2 separate regions of the Homo sapiens genome follow, and region 1 is linked to region 2. A link is an interaction called in ENCODE POLR2A ChIA-PET data of the cell type or tissue named here. Cell type or tissue: OCI-LY7. All regions are shown on one strand. Links, peaks and the distances in the headings refer to the core of each region. The heading gives the core; the rest is flanking DNA.

Region 1 (5,698 bases), core at 321-5,320, 140 kb after region 2:
ATTATCTACATTGAGTCCTGGGTGGAGCCTTAGGGAACTCGGGAAATGATTCTAATGATTGTCTACTGATTGAGGGAAAAGATTCCCTGACCTGCAATCTTTTGCAAATTTGTTGCCTTTTTTTCTCTCTTTATGAAGAAGCTTTTTCTATTTTCCTCTCTTTGGGGATTTTCTTTCTTTTGAATTCATTTAGTCAGTTAATATTTATTGATTACTTGCTATATACCAGGCTCAGTGCTAGTGCTGGGAACTAGTTAGATAGAGCCTGTCTCTACCCTGGAGTATCTCTCTGGCTGGCTGGGGTACAAACATGTAAACAAACAAATATAGCAGTGATTTTCAAATATCTTTCCTAATTGTCTTGTCATGTTTTTCCACCATGAAACCCACCTTGTAAAGAAGATTGGCTGTTATGTTCTCACTCATAGGTGGGAATTGAACAATGATAACACTTGGACACAGGAAGGGGAACATCACACACTGGGGCCTGTCGTGGGGTGGGGCTGGGGGGAGGGATAGCATTAGGAGATATACCTAATGTAAATGACGAGTTAATGGGTGCAGCACACCAACATGGCAAATGTATACATATGTAACAAACCTGAACACTGTGCACATGTACCCTAGAACTTAAAATACAATAATAATAAAAAAGAAGATTGGCTGTTTATTGGGGTTTTAACAGTTGTATTTGGCAAACAAAAGAATAACTGGAAGTAACTGAGAATAGGATGCTGGAAGGAAATTGTCTGAGATGCCACTCTCCTGGTTTATTTACTACTGTCTTCCTCACTTTCAACTGTCAGCATTGAAGGATTGTATTCCTCAGTTAGGTAAAAAATATGACCAATTTATCTGCTTTAATTAGTTAGAAATTAGAAATTTAGGGGCCAGACACAGTGGCTCATGCCTGTAATCCCAGCACTTTGGGAGGCCAAGCTGGGAGGATCACTTGAGGCCAGAGTTTGAGACCAGCCTGGGCAACATAACGAGATCCTATCTCCAGAAGCAAATTTTAAAAATCAGCCAGGTGTAGTGGCATGCGCCTGTAGTCCCAACTACGAGGCAGCTGAGGCAGGATTATGGCTTGAGCCCAAGAGGTCGAGGCTACAGTGAGCTATGATCATATCACTGCGCTATATTCCAGCCTGGGTGACAGAGGGAGACACTGTCTCTACAAAAAATAAATAAATAAATAAATAAATAAATAAATAAATAAATAAATAAGAAATTTAGGAAGTATATTCATCTCTACTGATTTTAAAGCAAAATTTAATTTTTTTTTTTTTTTTTTTTGAGATAGGGTCTTGCTCTGTCTCCCAGGCTGGAGTGCAGTGATGCAATCTCAGCTCACTGCAGCCTCAGCCTCCTGGGCTCAAGTGATCCTCCCACCTCAGCCTCCTGAGTACCTGGGACTACAGACAAGTGCCACCATGCCAGATTTTTTTTTTTTTTTTGTAAAGACAGAGTTTTGCCATGTTGCTCTGGCTGGTCTCAAACTCCTGGGCTCATGCAATCCACTCACCTTGTGCTCCCAAAGTGTTGGGATTACAGGTGTGAACTACCATGGCTGGCTGCTAAAAGTAATTTCTTTAACTCCTTTAAAAATTTTTATTTTATGTATTTACTTATGAGATGGGGACTCAGTTTGTTGACCAGACTGGCCTTGAACTCCTGGCCTCTAGCAATCCTCCTGCCTCAGCCTCTCAAGTAGCTGGGATTACAAGTGTATATACCACCACACCTAGATCAAACTTCTTTTTTTTTTTTTTGAGACAGGATCTTGCTGTGTTACCCAGGCTGGAGTACAGTGTCAGATGGCAGGATCTTGGCTTCCTGGGCTCAAGCAGTCCTCCTACCTCAGTCTCTCTGGTAGCTGTGCCTGCAGTCACATGCCACCATGCCTGGCTAATTTTTTATTTTTTGTAGAGATAGGGTTTCACTGTGTTCTCCAGGCTGGTATTAAACTCCTGGACTCCAGCAATCCTCCCACCTTGGCCTTCCAAAGTGCTGGGATTATAGGCATGAGCCACTGCGCCCAGCATACGAACCCATTTTTAAGTTGTCAAACATACACAAAAGTAGAGAGAAGAGCACCGTGAACATCCACGTAGTCATCACCCAGCTTCAGTAACCTTCAGCCTCATGCTTTTCTTGTTTTATATCTCCCCCATCTTTTTTTGCAAGAGTATTAGGTAAAAATTTCAGACATATCATTTTACTCATAAATATTTAAGTATATATCTTAACACATAAGGACTTTAAAATCATAACCATAATATTGATATCAGACCCACTGAAATTAATATTCTAATAGTGGGTGCATTTTTAAAATTCAAATGAATATGAAACAACCAGAGTCCAAGTAAAGGAACTTATACCATGTTCTAATTTACCAAGTAGGGGATAGTTTGGCTTTTAACCCCAAATGTAGTGGGATTTTTTTTTGTTATTTTAGCCAGAAACATTTAAAAATCATCCCATCATTGTCCCCTCTTTTAAAACAGAGTAACAAAGTAAGCAGAGTGAATGCTCTTAATTTATAATTTTATTTTCAGGGTATTTTACAATATACTGTGGGTGATGGGAATGAATATGTGTCCAGCAAAACTTGATATTTTCTTATATGATGAATATTTCCCATTTTATTTAAAAGGCAAAGCTGATGGGATATTCTTTGCATTATATTCTGAAAATAAAAATCAGAATCCCTGCTGCTAATGGTGAGACTGATATTCTAATACCCTAGTTCTAAGCCTAGCTTTGAATGCTTTGAATAAGGGAAGTCATTCCTTATGACTTCCAATAGATAATGCTTTGTTTCACTGATCCTCTTTCAGGGATTTTCTTTGTGAGGCTTTTCAAGCTAAATAGAAGCCAGTACTTCTGAGCCAAATTAAACCTTGCTTCAGCCCTGGAAAGACTTGCATGTTTTTTTAAAAAGAGACTAGGGAAGAAACAGTTATTGTCATATGTTTTACTAGGCTATATTAGTCATCTCAGCCACGTAGTTCTATTTTGCTCTTTGCCTAAAGGTATTAAAAATTTTAATTAATTTGTAAGCTGTAGCCATCTCAAGTTCAGTTATAAAATAAACTGATGGTACTTTAGATGTGCATTTACCACTTGCCATCGGTCTTCTGTGCACTAAAGAAAGCAAAAGATGACTTATATTTTATACCAGAGGTCTTTGTTAATATTTCACCTAAAAAAATTAAATATATTGCCTTTTATTACTTCCTGTTTGAACCTACAATCAAGTGGAGAAATACCATGTGAAAGATTGTACATGTTGGCTTCTCTGGTAGAAGACATTGTTTGCCTTCCATTTTGTACCTAGGGGTAGATTTTTGAGGCTTGCCTGCTTACCATTAAAATAAGATTTAAATTATAAAATTTCTTTAGACTGCTTTTTTGGTTTTTTTTTTTTTTTTTTTTTTTTGCCTGTCCAGTGAAGTTTTGAGCTATACTTGCTCAAAACACTGACTATACCTTGAGCTCTGAATGATAGATAAGCAGTTAGATAGTAAACAGAGTAGAATTGGTAAATTAGAAAGGACCCAGAGGAATCATCTGGTACTTTTCCTTCATATAGGATGAAGGAAACCGCTCCAGGAAGTGATCCTTTTCTCTAAGGTTTTCAAAGAGGGATGTTTATTCATTTATTTAATACTTCTTTGTTTTTTTTTTTTTAAAAGAAGAATGCTGAGCCTGATGCTGTGTTTAACTCTCTCCTTAGTCACCCTCAGCCTGGAATAGTTTCTCAGTCTTTGACTTTTATAATGTTGATACTTTTGAAGATGACAAGCTAGTTATTTAGTAGAATGTTTCTCCATTTGAGTTTGTCTGGTGGTTCCTTAAGATTAGATTTAGGATATGTATCATGAGCAAGAATATTATAGAAGTGATGCTGTTTTTCTCATCCCATTCATTCTATCAGATGGAGTATGATTTTAATTTGTCTCATTGGCTGGTGATGCTTACTCTGATCATTTGACCAAGGTGATTTCTGCAAGGTTCTTTATGTAAAGTTGCTCTATTCCCCTTCCTGACAAATAAGAATTTTGTGGCGAAGTACTTTGAAATTATATAAATATCCAATTCCTAATAAAACTTTCAATTTATTTCATTTATATATAGAATCATGATTTCCTGTTTATTCAGTATTATATCTTATTCTACCATTATTTATTTTAATGCTGAAATTATCCCCTACTTGGCCACTGGGAGCTCCTTCAGGATGGCTTTTGTGTCCTTTTGACATGTTTCCATTATTCTTCAAGCGTAACTTGCTTTTGGAAAAGCAAGATATTCCAGGCTCTTTTTGTACTTTGCTGGCACTAGCCCTAGAATCAGGTATTTCTCCAAGTAGCCCTGGTTCTTTTTGGTAGACACTGATATATAGCAACCAAGATCTGTGCAGTAGATTTGCTCATTGTTTCTGGATATGTATTGTTGCTTCTATATCTTCTCAGCAGACAGAACTAGGGACTAAACACACACACACTTACATACATACATGCATACATACATACATACATACATTTATACATACATACATACATACATACAAACATACATACATTTATATGCATTTGCACCTGTATTTCTTCAACCCCACAGAGCTCATTCTAGTTTTTCATCTTTCTGGATCCTGAACTTCCTGATAAATCCCCCAGTATTTGCCAAGTAGCCACCTCTTTAATTGTGTGGTTACCCTCTTCACCCTGTTAAAATGCTGCATGCCAGATTGCACCCTTCCATGGATGCCTTTCTGACATTCTGCTTGGGCTCCAACACATCTGTGTCAGGCTGCCACTCTTCATAAATGCCCTTATTACGATGCTTGGGCCAGGTCTCCCCAAGCACATGAAAAACTGCACTGTTTTCGTGGGTTTGGATACCAAAGAAAATTGAATGACTGAAAAGTACTGAAGAGTTTACCTTAAAGGGAGGAAACTAGAGCAGAAGTTCTCCAAATGTGATCTCTAGACTCAGAACATCAGCACCCCCTGGGAACTTCTTGGAAATGCAGATTCTTAGGCTCCATCTCAGATCTGAATCAGAAACTCTGGTTATGGGGCCCAGCAATTTGTGCTTTAACAAGCTTTCTAGGGAATTCTGGCACATACTAGTGTTTGAGACCCTCTATCCAAAGGAGAGATAGAGTCTCAACTTAGTATTCTATCCTGCATCTAGGTTATCTCTGGCATAATGAAGACTCCCTGGTTGTCAAGGTCTTGGTACAATTTTTTAGGGCTTTGGAGCCATCCTAGAAATGAAGTCCTCCCATATGGATCAAGACTGGAATAATTATCCAGTTCAACCCACCATCCGTGGAAAACCCAATCCTCTAGGGAAAATCAAGGAATTATACTCGAATTAAACTGTGCTTTGTCTTTTTGGTATAGAAACATTTTAATTAAAGCCTTACAGTTAATAAATATTTAAAGGAAGGACCAGAAATTAGTATCAAAGAAATAAAAGTTTTGCAGTTTTCATTTTTGTTTTTTTGTTGTTGTTGTTGTTATTTTGAGATGGAGTCTCACTCTGTTGCCCAGGCTGGAGTACAATGGCACAATCTCAGCTCACTGCAACCTCCACCTCCTGGGTTCAAGCAATTCTCCTGCCTCAGCCTCCCAAGTAGCTGGGGTTACAGGCATGCACCACCACACCCAGCTAATTTTGTATTTTTAGT
Region 2 (5,698 bases), core at 390-5,389:
ATACTCTAAATACCAATATTATGATATCCTTATTTTTAAATATAGAAACCTTTCTCCTCTTACCAAAAACCACAGTGACTCAGCTACTTGCATGTCTAAAATGGTCTCTGCATTTTTCTGTGGCTAGTCTTTATGATGGTTATAGATCAGTAATAGCCTTTTTGGAAGCATAATATTATGTATTAATCATGGCATTCTTAAGGAATCACTGCAATTAACCAGGTAGACCAATTTAGTTGGACCGTGGTCTGTTTTTTTAGTATGTAAAAACATGGGTTCAGGGGATTAAAACAACTCAACATTCATGAAGAATATATTTTCAGATGCTCTTACATTCCCTGATTTTTCAATACTGCTACGATTTTTTTTTACAGAGTTTCTTTACTTATGAAATTGATATAAAATAACTGCCTTGTCATAAGAATGTATAATAACTGAGAAGGGCAAAGACTGTAAGCTAAATTTACTCAGCATCTGCTACATGGGAGTGACTCAGTTCATTGCTCAGCAAACCCACAAGTTACTGTGTTGTGTCTCTGTGGGGTCTCCTGGGGAGAACAGAAACAATAAATGTTAAATCTGTAAATGTGTCAAGGGGTCACTGTGGTTGACTCTTGGTTGCTAAAGGAAACAGAGGTTCTAAGGCCCTGTAAAATTATAATATTTCAAAGTGAAAATGAATGAATTAATAGAAGAAGCTGAGACAAGGATCTTATTTTGTGTTTGTTTTCCTCTCAATACCCTTGCCAATTAACATTTTTTGAATCTCTTGCTCTTCTCCACTGTAAGCCTGCCCTGATATTTTCTAATTGGATACAGAGATAATACATAACTGGCCAGGTGTGGTGGCTCATGACAGTAATCTTGGCACTTTGGGAGGCTGAGGTGTGCAGAGCACTGGAGGCCAGGAGTTCAAGACCAGCCTGGCCAACATAGTGAAACCCCATCTCTACTAAAAATACAAAAAAATTAGCTGGCTGTGGTGGCTCACACCTGTGGTTCCAGCTGCACAGGAGGCTGAGACACGAGGATAACTGAAACCTGGGAAGCAGAGGTTGCAGTGAGCCGAGATCATGCCACTGCATTCCAGTCTGGGAGACAGAGCAAGACTTTGTCTCAAAAAAAAAAAAGAGAATACGTAACAAAGAAGTAAGAAAACAATTTCAAGTGGTGATAAATGTCATAAAAGAAATAATACAAATTTTTTACTGCCCTTCATTAGATAAAGATAGTAAGAGAGAAGGCCTCTGGGCCGGGCACGGTGGCTAATGCCTGTAATCCTAGCACTTTGGGAGGCCAAGGTGGGTAGATCACCTGAGGTCAGGAGTTCGAGACCAGCCTGACCAACATGGTGAAACCCCGTCTCTACTAAAAATACAAAATTAGCCAGGCATGATGGCTGGCTATTTTTGAATGCCAGTAATCCTAGCTACTCAGTAGGCGGAGTCAGGAGAATCGCTTGAACCCAGGAGGCAGAGGTTGCAGTGAGCCAAGATTGCGCTATTGCACTCTAGCCTGGGCGACAAAAGTGAAAAAAAAAAAGAAAAGAGAAAGCCTCTGTGAGCAAAATGACATTGGAATTGAATGATGCAGTAGAGCTAGCCATATGAAGATTGGCGGCAAAAACGGTGCAGAGGCCCTTCTGAAATTCTGCTGCATCTATTTGAAGCCATGAGTGTGTGTGTGTGTGTGTGGGCAGGGGGCGGGGGGTATGTGTTTATGTATGGTGGGAGAGCTAGAGTGGGAGGAGGCTGTGCAATCTATTACCACCTTTGTTTCACAACATGGACTTGTCCATTTCAAGAAAAAAAAAATGAGGCTGAGCGTGGTGGCTTACACCTGTAATCCCAGCACTTTGGGAGGCTGAGGTGGGTGGATCACTTGAGGTCAGGAGTTCGAGACCAGCCTGGCCAACATGGTGAAACCCCGTCTCTACTAAAAATACAAAAATTAGCCTGGCGTGCTGGCACGTGCCTGTAATCTCAGCTACTTGGGAGGCTGAGACAGGAGAATTGCTTGAACCCAGGAGGCAGAGGTTGCAGTGAGCCAAGATCGTGCCATTGCACTCCAGCCTGGGTGAAGAAGAGAGACTCCATCTCAAAAAAAAAAAAAGAAAAAAAAATGAATGTCCCTATCTTGACATATTAATTTTGTAGAAATAAATTCACTTGCTAATACATGGGTTGGCCCATATAACTCCTCCATTGAAAATATTATTTTTTACAGTGACAGCTGTTAAACATATACCTAACATTCTATGTAATATGAAGATGAAGATGTTAGAGATTGCAAATTTAATAGGGAATTGGAGATGGACCATAGGAAGAAGGTAGAGACAATTCACAACTTACTAGGATGAGTACAACACCTCATTATTTTTTAACAGCAATGACAATACACACACATAAAGATAAAAAAATGCTGGTCTAGCTTGAGAGGATCAGGGAATAGTCTAGATTCTATACACGATAATTTTAATCTGATCAATTCAAAATTTAAAAACAGGCTTCTGCTAACATATGTTTATACCTTCTGCTTAAGCTTGAAAATAAATATGAGCTTTATCCACACTGTCCAGGAAAGGGGATGAACGAACTGAGATAGCATTCCATTTTCAAGCCTGTGCCACTAACATGGCTTCAAGAAAGCAGCTCTTACAGAGACGCTGTGGCTGAGCTGCCAAGGATGTAGCTCCTTGAACTGTTCATCTGGAAAAGAAAGTGCTTATCAGTTAAAAATTGAGAAGGCAGATGTGCTTTATTATAACAACTGTGTGTTTAGAAGTGACAGTTCTCAGGGCAGACTTGTGGATACCCCTTCTCAACTCAACCTAAGAATCTTAGATTCTTTCTTACCAGATGGCAGGCTCAGGTTCCTGACCAGTTCCACGTGGAATAAAGTGGTGAAGCATAATCTTTCTAATAAGATAGGTTCTTTATGGGATACATTACTTGAAAGACCAGATTACAGTGCAGGAAATGCTAGGTTCCCTGCCGTGCATCTGTGCTCTGAATATCTTGGCTTCCTGACTCTGCCTCTGACAAGTTTTATGATGATGAGCAGTCACTTATCTACTGCCTCAGTCTTTTCAACAGGATAAACATGTTAGACCTTGGTGTTTTCTAGGGTCCAACAAGGTTTCATTACTTTATTATTCTGTTATATCTAGAGTATCTGTTTCAGTTTGGGCAGCCCTATGAGAGATACTGTCCAAAGTGTGTTCTTGAAGTAGCAAGCATGATTGTGAATAGTCTAGAATGGTCCAGAAACCACCTCATAGGAGACCCAGTTTGCAGCAGGGATGATTAGCTTAGAGAAAAGAAAATTAAGACTGTCTTTGAATATTTTAATTAACGTCACGTGGAAAAAAAGAAGTAGACTTAGTCTGTGTTGCTGTAAAATATTTAATTGAGGTGACTCTTATAGGAAGTGCTCTAACCACAAAAGGAAAAACAAAACAAAGGGAACAGGAGGAAATTTTTAGAGATGATGGATAAGTTTACGGCACTGATAGTGATAATGGTTTCACAAGTGTATACTTATGGCAAAGTACATCAAATTATACATATAAAATATCTACAACTTTCTGTATGTCAGCCATACTCAATAAAGCAACTAAAACTATATATAACTGAGCCTAGTTACTAGAAGTTTCAGATGTCTGGCTTACTATGTACAGTATAGCCCTTTCCTAAATGTCCAGTAATAAGATAAGCAGCCTATTGAGCTACATGTCAATAATGACACAGAAGTAGAAACAGGCCAGTGCGGTGGCTCACGCCTATAATCCTAGCACTTTGGGAAGCCAAGGCGGGTGGATCATCTGAGGTCAGGAGTTCGAGACCAGCCTGACCAACATGGTGAAACCCCGTCTCTACTGAAAATACAAAATTAGCAGGGTGTGGTGGCGAGCACCTGTAATCCCGGCTACTTGGGAGGCTGAGGCAGGAGAATCACTTGAACTCAGGAGGCAGAGGTTGCAGTGAGCCAAGATTATGCCACTGCACTCCAGCCTGGTTAACAAGAGCGAAACTCCATCTCCAAAAAAAAAGAAAAAAAGAAAAAGATAAAGAAAAACCAAGTAGAAACAAAATGACTCTCTACAGACCATAAGACATTCTTACATTAATAAAGGCATTACAGTAGAATCTGATCACAAGGATTGGCAATAGGTATTAGTGATGCTACCAAGACTATTCAGAATGTTATTAAATTGCTTTTGGTAGGGGAAAGTTCTCCTTTCTATTTAAAAACAAAAAACCTTCTTTAACAGTTATGCCTTAAATTTTACAAGGTTAGAGCATTCCTAAAAAGCTAGGTAAGTCTACAATATTTTACAGAGATGCTATAAACATGTGACCTCAACCACCTACCAAAATGTCAGGTAACTGCACAGTATCTTCTATATTGTACTCTAATTCTTCGATGTTTGAGTTCCAACTATAAAATAATGAGACTCATTTCCCTGTGATACAACTTGTAAGCTCAGTCTCATTACATTTCATTTTAGCTTTTAAGTAGCTTGAATAATCCTTAAAGTTAGAAAGCAGCATCTGATCTGTCTTTCTATATCCAGAAGCATATAGTACAGTGTTGAGCAAAATCAAGACTTTTTTTTTTTTGAGATGGATTTTCACTGTGTCACCCAGGCTGGAGTGCAGTGTCATGATCTTGGCTCACTGCAACCTCTGCCTCCCAGGTTCAAGTGATTCTCCTGCTTCAGCCTCTCCAGTAGCTGGGATTACAGGTATGCAACCACCACACCCAGCTAATTTTTGTATTTTTAGTAGAGACAGGTTTATGATATGTTGGCCAGGTTGGTCTCAAACTCCTGACCTCAAGCGATCCGCCCACCTCGGCCTCCCAAAGTGCTGCGATTACAGGTGTGAGCCACCATGCCCGGCCCAGAATCAAGACTTGAATGAAAGAAAGAGTGTGATTTGTGCAGGATTTTACACTACCACGATGGCACCACTACTCACTGTGTCATCTGTATTTTGACCTGTTTGCTGGATCTTAGGAACTTGCAAAATCATTGAAGGTTCATCTTTTTAAAAATTGTCAATCAGGCAAAGAATAGCTAGAGAATTAGGTTTTGCTCTCCTAGTCAAGAAGGGCATGGATCCTTTGCTACTTATTGATGTGTCTGTGTCTTAGTGAACCGAAGAGGCAGGTGATCTGACAGGAATGTCTTTTCAGTGTTTGACTAACTCTCTTTCTATTGTGAATATATCCAAAGTTCTTTTTGTCTTTCTAAACCCTAACCCAGATAAACGCAATGTATTTTTACACATTTTCTTTTCTTCTATGTGATTTCCTGGAAAGAATGAAAAAAACTACTAGTTGTTGAGCACCTACCATGTGCTAGGCTCTACGAGAGGTTCCTTTATATGCATTAATTTATTAAATTTTCAGAGCAGCTTTGCCAGCTAGGTGATGTTGCCATACAGAAGCTCAGAGGGCTAAGTAACTTATTCATGTCATACAGCTAGTAAATGTGACTAAAAGATGATGTAATAAGCAATGCCCTGTTTTGGTCTTAGAGATATATTTAATTATCATTACTCTTGGATTTTTGTCTAGGCCCATCCCAGTAGTATAAACCCACTTTTGTCTGCATCTACTGTGGACAACAAAGACATACCTACCTCATAGCACACAGTGTGTCACCCCTTTTATAGTGTCCATCACACCCTAC

The links. Peaks named below come from ENCODE experiments on the same cell type or tissue, not always from the same donor. Only the 100,000 strongest peaks of a DNase experiment are listed, where the experiment ranks them.
Region 1: POLR2A ChIA-PET joins it to region 2 with 6 read pairs; 8 of 35 experiments call an interaction of 5 or more read pairs at or near these places.

Annotation. Positions count from the first base shown.
Region 1 is chr1:174,928,573-174,934,270 of GRCh38, forward strand. All of the region lies in intron 19 of RABGAP1L (RAB GTPase activating protein 1 like), which reads left to right. Among named protein-coding and RNA genes, the nearest start is that of RABGAP1L-AS1, 23 kb to the right of the region's middle. In OCI-LY7, for the core only: a CTCF peak has its summit at 4,216; no DNase peak of the experiment used is centred there.
Region 2 is chr1:174,789,092-174,794,789 of GRCh38, forward strand. The region is part of intron 18 of RABGAP1L (RAB GTPase activating protein 1 like); the gene reads left to right. Among named protein-coding and RNA genes, the nearest start is that of RABGAP1L-AS1, 160 kb to the right of the region's middle. RefSeq lists an enhancer at 404-463. In OCI-LY7, for the core only: no CTCF peak of the experiment used is centred there; a DNase peak (open chromatin) is centred at 3,010.